Linked DNA regions of Mus musculus: region 1 is linked to region 2. The links are chromatin contacts, found by Hi-C or POLR2A ChIA-PET in ENCODE. All regions are on one chromosome and are shown on one strand. The core of a region is the stretch at or near the end of the contact, and the rest is flanking DNA. Distances in the headings are between cores, read along the strand shown. Region 1 has its middle 14 kb from the start of 4930542M03Rik. Region 2 holds the start of Vegfa (vascular endothelial growth factor A).

Region 1 (5,370 bases), core at 2,206-4,705, 170 kb after region 2:
CACCTCTCCAGCCTGCTGACGGCTCACGAAGGCTCCGTGGGGTCAGATTCCATGAGGACTGGTTAGCTAGGCTTGAGTTTGAATGCTGGCCTTGTCCCCACAAGCCTGGCGTGACCTGTGGCTGCTCTGGCCACCCACGAGGGTTGCAGCCTGGGCAGACAGAAGTCCAAAAGTCAAGAGGCCAGGCTTGACCCTGGGGAGGACAGCTGGCTCCCGGGGAGGGACCTTCCCTGGACCCCGGAGGAAGTCAGCTCAGGCCTGCAAGCAAGCAGGCAAGCAGCCCAAGGGTACCTCGGGTTTCTCGGTGTCTGCAGCTGCTCCTGGGACCACCCCATGAGACAGAGCTACTGAGTCCCCCAGAGATCCTTAAGGAACCAAGACTGTGGGAGGTGGTGATGGCTTTTTCTCAGCAGGATTTGTGTGTGTGTGTGTGTGTGTATGTGTGTGTGTGTGTGTGTGTGTGTTCAGCAGGGAGGGGGCTTGCTCCACTTCTGAGCCTGGAATTTATACAGCCCCTCGTTGGCGGCTGTAGTTTATCTTGAGTGAAAGAATAATAAACTTGTTTGACAGGATGATGTATTCAAAGCATCCGCCATCAGAGCGCAGAGCACAGCCTGCTGTCAGGATGTCTGGTGTGGTGGGGACCATCTTATCAAGTGTTTGGCCCCTGAGGATTGTCAACAATATGTTGTTTGTGGGCTGGGAGTAAGGCAGAGATGGGCCTGGTTGGGGGAGACTAAGGAGAATCTGGCCATACTGAGACAGGGTGGCCGCCCAGATGGGGTCAGGAAGGCTGCAGCCTCTGATGGAAGGCAGCCCAGGAACAGTTCAGGCCCAGCCCCCTTCTGCCTGTCCATCGTGTCGTGTCTGGGAGAGAATCTGCTCCATGGACCTCCACATTTCTGCAGGGACAGATGCGGGCCGGCCACAGAGTTTCACAGGGTCCCCTTCCTCCATCTCCCGTAGTTTCCTTAACAGAGCAAAGAAGCTAGCATGAAACTGTAAAACTCTGCAGACACCGTGGGGAGGCAGAGACCGTTTACCTAGCATGAAGGAGGCAATGAATGAATGAATGAATGAATGAATGAATAAATAAATAAATGAAATATGCCAACTAGCTAGCCCTCAGCAGAGGGTAGGGAAAGTCTGGCTCCAGGCCCCACCTCCACCCCTCTACCAGGCAACCTTTGGCCATTCCCATGATCATTCAGAACTTTGTTTCCTCCTATGCTACAAAGGGACTTGACGGTGCTTGCCACCTAGGTTCTGAGCTCAGTGCTGTGGCCACACAACCAGGTGAACACTTTGAAACGCTCCAAGCAGATGAGCTCAAAAGACCTCTGGCAACCCAAGCCTTCCCAAGCTTCAGTTCTCAGACTGTTGGTTTCTCCCTTGGTCCTGGGAAGTCCTTTCTCTTGCTTAACTTTGGGGCCTCTTGTTTCATCCTGAACTCTGCTCCTTCTTGCACAGCTTCTGTACCAATTCTTTCCCAAGCTGCATCCTTTTCTAGCTTCATAGTCCTGATCCCTCTCTCTCTTAAGCTAAGGCCTCCTGCACAGCCAACTCTAGGACTTCTCATTTGTTTAGGGAATGCATTTAAACAAACAAACAAACAACAAGAGAAAAAAAGCCCAACAATAACAATAAACAACAGGTCAATACTCCTGGAACCTGCTGGTGACAGCCCCATGGGACAACAGGGAGGATAGCAAGGAAAGAGGGGAGGGACCATATGTGCAGAGAACTGACCAAGCAGCTGGCCCCCATTCCAGGACTGAATATGGAACCTCACAGAGTCTCTTGGATTATCATCTCCTACTTTACAGATTCAGACACTGAGGCTGGAGAAGACTCTGGATCAAGTGGCCTCCCGCCTTGTACTTGACCTTCTATCTGGGAAAAAAAAAAAAAAAAAAAAAAAGGAAGAACCCCGCCCCACCCACCCAGAGCTTTCCAACAGCTGCTCAGAAGGCTAAGACTCCCTGGAAGACTCAAGGGAGCAAGGAAGGAGCCGAGCCCAGGCAGTCTGACAAGGAGCTCCAGTCTGAATACAGATGTGAGTGAGTGAGCTGGGGCTACCTGGGCTGAGGACAGGAGAGCCCACAGCCAACACTGGTTTCCCTCAGGCCTCGCCCCTCACTCCCTTAGCATCTGCTACCTCTTCTCTTCTTTCCTTCTGTTCTTCGTCTAGGAGCCAAGCCCTTTGGAATCCAGCATCAGTCACTGCCCTCCCAGTCCTCATATCTCCTTCAAGTCTCTGAAGTGCCTGCTGTGTGCCATGCCACGGGGCCCACCATTGTCTAGGTCCCCGTGGTCCGTGCGGGGACAGAAGTGGGCAGTGCGCATCCACAGAGCCAGTCCACATCCCAGAGCTTTCCCTAGCAGATGCTAGGACCACAGAGATGACCGAGTCACGCTCTGTCTGCAGCCAGTTCAGGCTAGCTGAGGACATGAGGAGGGAGCTCCACTTCCAACCTCGGACAGCTGTGAGAACTCTGACAGGAAGCAGAGGGATTGTACTGTTGGTCTCCAGAGGGAGCTGACTGTGCCTGCGAATGTCTGCTTAGTCATTCATTTATTTCATTAGTCATTCTGGTATTGAGCGTCTGTGGCCTGGGTGGTGCTAGGAACAGCCAGGGGTCTATGGGGAAGGCAGGCTTCCCGGTGGGCTTGAACCCCTTATGGGGACAGGCTGAGCTTGTGGTAGAGACTGTAGGTATGGGGCCTGGGTGGCAGTAGAAGGGCAATAGTGGTTGGGGGGGCGCATTTAAGGTTGTACACTGGAACAGGTAGACAGGACCTTGTGGGAGGCTGGCATCTGGGCTATTCTGTCTTCTGGTTCTATTCAGGGTTCAACCACTGGAGGCATAGAGAGGGGGAGATCGGGTGGCAGGGCTGGGTCTCTGAAACAGCAGGAAGACCTATGCTCTATCCAAGGGCGTAAGTGGGATCCTTTGGAAAGGATGCACTTGAACAGAGGGCTCCATTGTGAGGACTTTCTGGAACCGTGACTTTCACATCTGCCCCACCCTGGGGTAGATTTACATCTCTATTTACATATGTTTGCATAAAGTATGTTCTGATCCATATTCATTTCAGGCATGTTGATTTATGTCCTTTGACCCCTTTCCCACACATTTTCCTTCCTCTTCTGGATTGGCAGTCCCCGTGGGGACCAAGTCCAACTTTAGAATCTCATCGTGCCTCTGTGGCATTGCCTGGTGAGGGCTGGCCATGGTTTTCCTGAGAGTTAATCTGCTCCTCACCTCGCTTGCTCGCTTCGCTCAGCTCTGGTTAAATTGGCGTGAGGGAGCTCAGAGTCCCTGGAGGCTCATCATCCTGGACGCTTTCACTCTCCAGAAAGAGAGCCTCCCGCCTGGGGACTGTCAGCGGGAGAGCAGCTAATGGAGTGTTGAGTGACTGTCGCCTGCAAGTCTGGGGGCCATCCCATGTGGATTGCTTTTGCTGACCAGAGGGTTGGGGGCCTGGACGAGGCTGGGCTTGGGACTCCATCCAGGGCCTGACTAGGCTTGCAGAACACATCTCATAGGCATCCTCTTGTGCTTACAACAAGCCTATGCTGGAAGGGAGGTTAAACTTGTCCAGAGATTTCAGGGGCTAGCAATGCTCAATGCTGTGTGGCAAATCCTCTCAGTCTCCCTTGGCTCTCAGTGCCTCGGTTTCTCCTTCTCTGCCACCAGGGTCTTTGTAGTGTCAGTGTTTGTAAACGCCTATTGGCAACCTAAGCTTGCCATCTGGTTCCCAGAGACTATCCTCTTGTCACGGAAACACCACGACTGGCTGGCCAGACTTGCAGTTCCAGGCTTATGCCCCTCCCTCCCTGGACACTTCCTCTCCTGAAAGCCATGGTGACTTCCGAGAGCATTTCATGCACATTTATTGCTGGTCAGTACTGTGAGTGTGTGTTGGGGCCAGCAAATTGCTGCAAACGCCCCTCACTCAGTCCATGACCACCACCATCTTTCCTCTCAACAGCGTCTGAGGGGTAGATTCCATATCTGCAAACGGTAGTTGTCACCAGGATATGGGTGACAGGGAGCAGGGGTCTCAGAGCCTCTCACCCGGCCAGCCCTGACTCCTGCCTGAAGAGTTCTAGGTCCTAACCACGTCCCCTTTGCACATAGGCCCTGTCTGGGCCATGGGAGACTCAGTTTGTCATCCACATGTCTTTACTAGCCAAGATGGCTTGAGTGTTTCTTCTCTAAGGAAGATGGCTTATCTTCCATGGTCCCTCAATTGACTCCTCCAACTGCTTGCTTCTTCAGCTTGGACTAACCTGTATTTCATGGGTAAACTGGACCCCAGCAGCCCTTCCTGTTAGTCAGACATAGCCTGGGATAGAAGATGATAGGCATTTGAAACCTGAGGGAGGGGGAGACCTCAGGGATGTCAATTTTCCCCACCATCTGATACCTAACAGCTTCTTGTGGAGTCTCATCCTGTGGATACAGATTCCAGGGTCTACTCTACACAGCTCCACACCAGCGCCGAAACAATATTAACCCTGTGACATATTAACTACTTCCTACCTCAGACCGGGGCTTCCTGAAGAAGGGCCATGTGTCTCCTGCAGCCTGGGGCTCCTGAAGACAAGTCATATCACTTGGGTTCCCTGAGTCCCCTTCAGACTGGGTTCTGCCCCGCCCCCAGGGTGTATCAGGTGGACTCTGAGGAAGGGTTCTCCAAATCATTATGTCACTAACAGCTTCTATAGGTTCTCAGTTGCTGGTCCATAATACCTTGATGAAGGGGGGAGGGCTTTCCTGTCTTTTCCCACAATCCCATTTAATCTGAAGGACAGGTTGTTCAGAGAGGTAAAATTTTAAAGGAGGAAAAGGAGGAGGGAGGGGAGGAGGAACAGAAGGGAGGGAGGGACTGAGTTCTATAGGAAGGAAAAAGGCAGTAGGGTGGGGTGGGGGGAATTGGAAAGAAAAGAAATGAAAAAGAGGGAAAGAAAAAGAAGGGAAGGAGAGAAAGCTCACAATCTTTTCTCTTTTACGCTCCTGGAGGACTGCGTATTTGTTTAAAATCTTCTTATCTCCAGCGCTTGTCTCCCCACTGAGGGGGCCTGTGGAGAGAGGCTGGCTTCTCTGCCAGGAACAACTGAACACTGGGCTTCTTAAATGGCCGGCGAGCCACAGGGCCGTGTCCCCTCTTTCCTGTCAGTCTTCACCCCACTGGATAGCCCTCCTCTGATGTGACGCTCATGACAGACCAGTGCACATGGCCGTCCTGTCTTCTCCTACCCTATCCCACCTTGGGCCCGGCTCAGCTACCTCCTCAGGGGCCTCTGCGGCCCCGGCAGACACCAGCTGGGAGAGGCCGCCCAGCCTCCACTTCAACCGTTCT
Region 2 (5,063 bases), core at 408-2,907:
CCCAAGAGGTGCCAGCACCCACCCAGCTTCAGTACTGTGTGCAGAGGGATGGAGATAGTGGATTACACTGGGGGGGGGGGCAATAGGAAGATTGTTGAGTTCTCTTTCTCAGAAGTCCAGCAGATCTGGGTGAGGGCTGGGACTGGTTGGTCCCTCTCTTCCCACAGGTATCGGAGCCCCCTCTTGTTCCCAGGGGAGCCTAGGAGCAGCTGGGCCAAAGCCCAACCAGGAATTTTTCCAGGCTGGTTCCTATATCCAAGGGTGGGTTAGAGGTGGGGGTTTTGGAGAGCTCTTAAGGAAGACACTGAGGACATGGAGAAGGGGACTTAGTAGAAAGAGAGGGGACAGAGCCACACGGGCTAAGTGTGCAAGCATAGAGAAATAGCCAAGGGTTTTAGGGAGAATGGGAGGACAGAGTACACCCCTGAATTCTGTTTAGAAGATGAACCGTAAGCCTAGGCTAGAACTGAGGGAGCCTCTACTCCCACCCTTCCGAGGGTTGGCGGCAGCGCTGGGCAGCTGGCCTACCTACCTTTCTGAATGCTAGGGTAGGTTTGAATCACCATGCCGGCCTGGCCCGCTTCTGCCCCCATTGGCACCCTGGCTTCAGTTCCCTGGCAACATCTCTGTGTGTGTGTGTGTGTGTGTGTGAGAGAGAGAGATCAGGAGGAACAAGGGCCTCTGTCTGCCCAGCTGTCTCTCCTTCAGGGCTCTGCCAGACTACACAGTGCATACGTGGGTTTCCACAGGTCGTCTCACTCCCCGCCACTGACTAACTCCAGAACTCCACTTCCCGTTCTCAGTGCCACAAATTTGGTGCCAAATTCTCTCCAGAGAAGCCTCTCTGGAAACTTCCCAGAGGATCCCATTCACCCCAGGGCCCTAGCTCCTGATGACTGCAGATCAGACAAGGGCTCAGATAAGCATACTCCCCCCCCCCCGTAACCCCCTCCCCACATATAAACCTAGAGTTATGCTTCCGAGGTCAAACACGCAACTTTTTGGGTGTGTGTGTATGTCAGAAACACGCAATTATTTGGGAGCTCAAAGTCTGCCGCACTCAAGAATCAACTCTCACCCCCTTTCCAAGACCCGTGCCATTTGAGCAAGAGTTGGGGTGTGCATAATGTAGTCACTAGGGGGCGCTCGGCCATCACGGGGAGATCGTGAACTTGGGCGAGCCGAGTCTGCGTGAGGGAGGACGCGTGTGTCAATGTGAGTGCGTGCATGCATGTGTGTGTGTGTGTAGTGTGTTTGTGAGGTGGGGGAGAAAGCCAGGGGTCACTCTAGTTGTCCCTATCCTCATACGTCCCTGCCAGCTCTCCGCCTTCCAACCCCTACTTTCTCCTATATTCCTGGGAAAGGGAATTGTTCTTAGACCCTGTCCGCATATAACCTCACTCTCCTGTCTCCCCTGATTCCCAATACTCTGGGATTCCCAGTGTGTTCCTGAGCCCAGTTTGAAGGGGTGCACAGATAATTTTGAGGCCGTGGACCCTGGTAAGGGGTTTAGCTTTCCATTTCGCGGTAGTGGCCTAGGGGCTCCCCGAAAGGCGGTGCCTGGCTCCACCAGACCGCTCCCCGGGGCGGGTCTGGGCGGGGCTTGGGGGTGGAGCTAGATTTCCTCTTTTTCTTCCACCGCTGTTACCGGTGAGAAGCGCAGAGGCTTGGGGCAGCCGAGCTGCAGCGAGGCCGCGGCACTGGGGGCGAGCTGAGCGGCGGCAGCGGAGCTCTGTCGCGAGACGCAGCGACAAGGCAGACTATTCAGCGGACTCACCAGCCCGGGAGTCTGTGCTCTGGGATTTGATATTCAAACCTCTTAATTTTTTTTTCTTAAACTGTATTGTTTTACGCTTTAATTTATTTTTGCTTCCTATTCCCCTCTTAAATCGTGCCAACGGTTTGAGGAGGTTGGTTCTTCACTCCCTCAAATCACTTCGGATTGTGGAAATCAGCAGACGAAAGAGGTATCAAGAGCTCCAGAGAGAAGTCAAGGAAGAGAGAGAGAGACCGGTCAGAGAGAGCGCGCTGGCGAGCGAACAGAGAGAGGGACAGGGGCAAAGTGACTGACCTGCTTTTGGGGGTGACCGCCAGAGCGCGGCGTGAGCCCTCCCCCTTGGGATCTTGCATCGGACCAGTCGCGCTGACGGACAGACAGACAGACACCGCCCCCAGCCCCAGCGCCCACCTCCTCGCCGGCGGGCTGCCGACGGTGGACGCGGCGGCGAGCCGCGAGGAACCGAAGCCCGCGCCCGGAGGCGGGGTGGAGGGGGTCGGGGCTCGCGGGATTGCACGGAAACTTTTCGTCCAACTTCTGGGCTCTTCTCGCTCCGTAGTAGCCGTGGTCTGCGCCGCAGGAGACAAACCGATCGGAGCTGGGAGAAGTGCTAGCTCGGGCCTGGAGAAGCCGGGGCCCGAGAAGAGAGGGGAGGAAGAGAAGGAAGAGGAGAGGGGGCCGCAGTGGGCGCTCGGCTCTCAGGAGCCGAGCTCATGGACGGGTGAGGCGGCCGTGTGCGCAGACAGTGCTCCAGCCGCGCGCGCGCCCCAGGCCCCGGCCCGGGCCTCGGTTCCAGAAGGGAGAGGAGCCCGCCAAGGCGCGCAAGAGAGCGGGCTGCCTCGCAGTCCGAGCCGGAGAGGGAGCGCGAGCCGCGCCGGCCCCGGACGGGCCTCCGAAACCATGAACTTTCTGCTCTCTTGGGTGCACTGGACCCTGGCTTTACTGCTGTACCTCCACCATGCCAAGGTAAGCGGTCGTGCCCGTCTGCTGTCGCCGGGCCGTGGCGAGCGCCTCTCCCGCTTGGGGACGTGCGTGCGTGCGAGCGCGCGCGTGGGGGGCTTCGTGCCCCACGCGGGTCCTTGGGCACCGGGCGCGAGGCGTCCCCCTCTGTCGTCGTACGTGGAGGGGGAGGGGGTGCGCGCTAGGTGGGAGGGCGCCAGGATCGTCTCGCCGCCCACGCGGGCCCTGCCCACCCACCAGAGTCACCGCACGTACGATCTGGGCCGAGCAGCGGAGGGCGGGAGCCAGAGGAGGAGGCTGAGGGGGCTGGGCTTGTGCCGAGGCTGGCGGCAGAAGTTTGCTCCGGGTCGCGGGTCCCCGGAGAACTGGAAGTCCGGGCAAAGGGGGCGGGAGTCCGGAGCCCAGCGGGCATGCCTGGGGGTGCTCGGACCTTGGACCCGGGGAGGGCAGAGATCGTGGAGGGGGCAGGGCGCGGGCGACCGAGGGGGCTTTGCTGTCACTGCCGTTTGGGTCTCTGAGGCCCTTGCAGTGAGTTTGGGGAAAGTTTTAGGATGGATTGCTGCGGGGACCCTCTCCCACCGCTCTAGCTTGTTGGGCCACCTGCACCGCGCCACCCCCTCCCGTCCCCGCTCGCGTCCCGCGCGGTGCCCGCCCTCCCCCGCCTGGCCGGGCGCGCGCGGCGCAGAGCCGATTACATCAGCCCGGGCCTGGCCGGCCTCGTGTTCCCGGAGCCGCGGCTGCCGGAGCCCGGAGACCCGGGCGACGAGCGGCGCCCCTCCCCCCACCGGCCCTCCGCGAGGAAGGTGACCTCTGGAGGTATCCCCAGCTCCGGGACCCGGAGAAACTCCCATACCTCTTTCCTCCGTTCCCAACTTCTACCCGTGCCTCGCGCTAGGAAGAATTTCCCGACGCCCCTTCCCCCTTTTCCCCATTTCCTGCCTGGTGTAAAAAGAGAAGCCCTTCCCACCCTTTTATATTTTCCTTTTCTTTGCGAAGACTCATCGGACCTTTCCTGGACCCAGGGTCCAGGAAAAGGACGGTGACTGTCAGGCGTGGGGGTGCTGAGGCCCACCCTCGGGTTCTTTGTGGAAACGCTGACCTAAGTTTTGAGTTGGTGAAGGTGTGCTCCCTCCTCCCCTCACAGCTGTGCTTCAGGTTTTTTTTTTTTTTTGCGGGGGGGGGGGTGGATCAACGAAGGGTGGACTGACATCACCCCATTTCCCACCCCCACCCCCCCTTTGGAAACATGACTTGATATTTGCTCTGACAGGGGCAGCCTGGAACCAGCCCTTTCCCATACCTTTGGCAGGATCCCTTGTCAGTCAGTATCTCTCACACACTTTGTCCTGGCAAAGCCCGATGCCCAGAGAGCAGGTGGTTTAACTGCGAACTTGCCCACCCAACTTGCCTACCAAAGGGTCCTTTCATGCTTATTTCCACGAAGCTTCAGTTGTAGAGCCTTCTTGGAAAGGAGGCAGAAGGAAGGAGAAGGGCAGGTGTCCCTGCCACCATCCAGAGTTCCCCAGACCCTGGCACAAAGGCCTTGGTTCTGGGCCTCCATGTGGGGAGGAGGATAGGAGTGCTTGGCCACAGTGTGACCTTCAGAGGCCCCCAGAGAAGGACACCTGGCCAGTCCCTGCCTTAGAACCTCCCCATCTGGGAAGGGGTTCAAAGTTTCTGTTCCCTTTCTCCACGGGGGGCTAGACAGAAGAATAAGGAGAATGTCATGGGGCTATTGAGGGGGTAGTGAGGGCCTACAGTGCAGAATCCAGGGCCAACCTGAGGCAGCTGGAATGGGGAAGCTATCTCTTGAGAAGGGTCACCTCTGACCTTGGCCCTGGTGGCAAGACTGAGGGTCCCTGGATGAACTGCTCTTAGGGGACAGAGACAGACCAAGGGTGGGAGTTGGTCCTTCTGGGGCAGTTGGAGGTCCAGGTTGGTTGAGGAAGGTGGCAACAGGAGACCCTCAGGAAGGCCTGCCTGGAAGCCTTGGCTTGCTTCCACTGTCAGGCCCACAAGGCCTTCTTGGTGACCTTCACAGCTTCTGGGGAGGGGAGAAAGGAGCTGGTGGGGATGAGGAGGGTTGGAGGACCCCCTGCGGGCTGGGCAATACTGAGGAGAAAGCTTCCTTGGTTACCTTCGAGCCAAGTGCCCAGTCCAGGTGAGAGGCTTGGAGATGTGGGAGGGGGAGGCTAGCCAAGCTTGGGAGCTGCAGTCAGGCCCTGGGCAGATGGGGTGGGAGGGAACTTGGACTCTCCCTTAGGGGCTTCCTCCCAGCTAATCACCCCTTGAGCAACCTGTGGGTATGCCGAATATTCCCGAGGCC

Evidence for each region. Hi-C counts contacts between places; a loop is a spot of excess contacts on that map. ChIA-PET counts read pairs that join two places held with the same protein, here RNA polymerase II (POLR2A).
Region 1: POLR2A ChIA-PET joins it to region 2 with 19 read pairs in embryonic stem cell. The contact joins the enhancer-like site here to the promoter of Vegfa in region 2. A Hi-C loop is called at or near these places in 2 of 37 maps with a recorded cell type or tissue (CH12.LX and adrenal gland). POLR2A ChIA-PET finds 5 or more read pairs at or near these places in 3 of 5 experiments (Patski and embryonic stem cell).

Annotation. Positions count from the first base shown.
Region 1 is chr17:45,864,566-45,869,935 of GRCm38, reverse strand. No RefSeq gene overlaps it. Among named protein-coding and RNA genes, the nearest start is that of 4930542M03Rik, 14 kb to the left of the region's middle. Within about 2 kb of position 3,455, at least 2 of the 3 ENCODE cell types and tissues checked have a DNase peak (open chromatin) inside an H3K27ac peak, as active enhancers do.
Region 2 is chr17:46,028,971-46,034,033 of GRCm38, reverse strand. It overlaps Vegfa (vascular endothelial growth factor A), which reads left to right and starts at 1,657. Exons shown (of 7, transcript NM_009505.4): 1 at 1,657-2,743. The coding sequence starts at 2,144.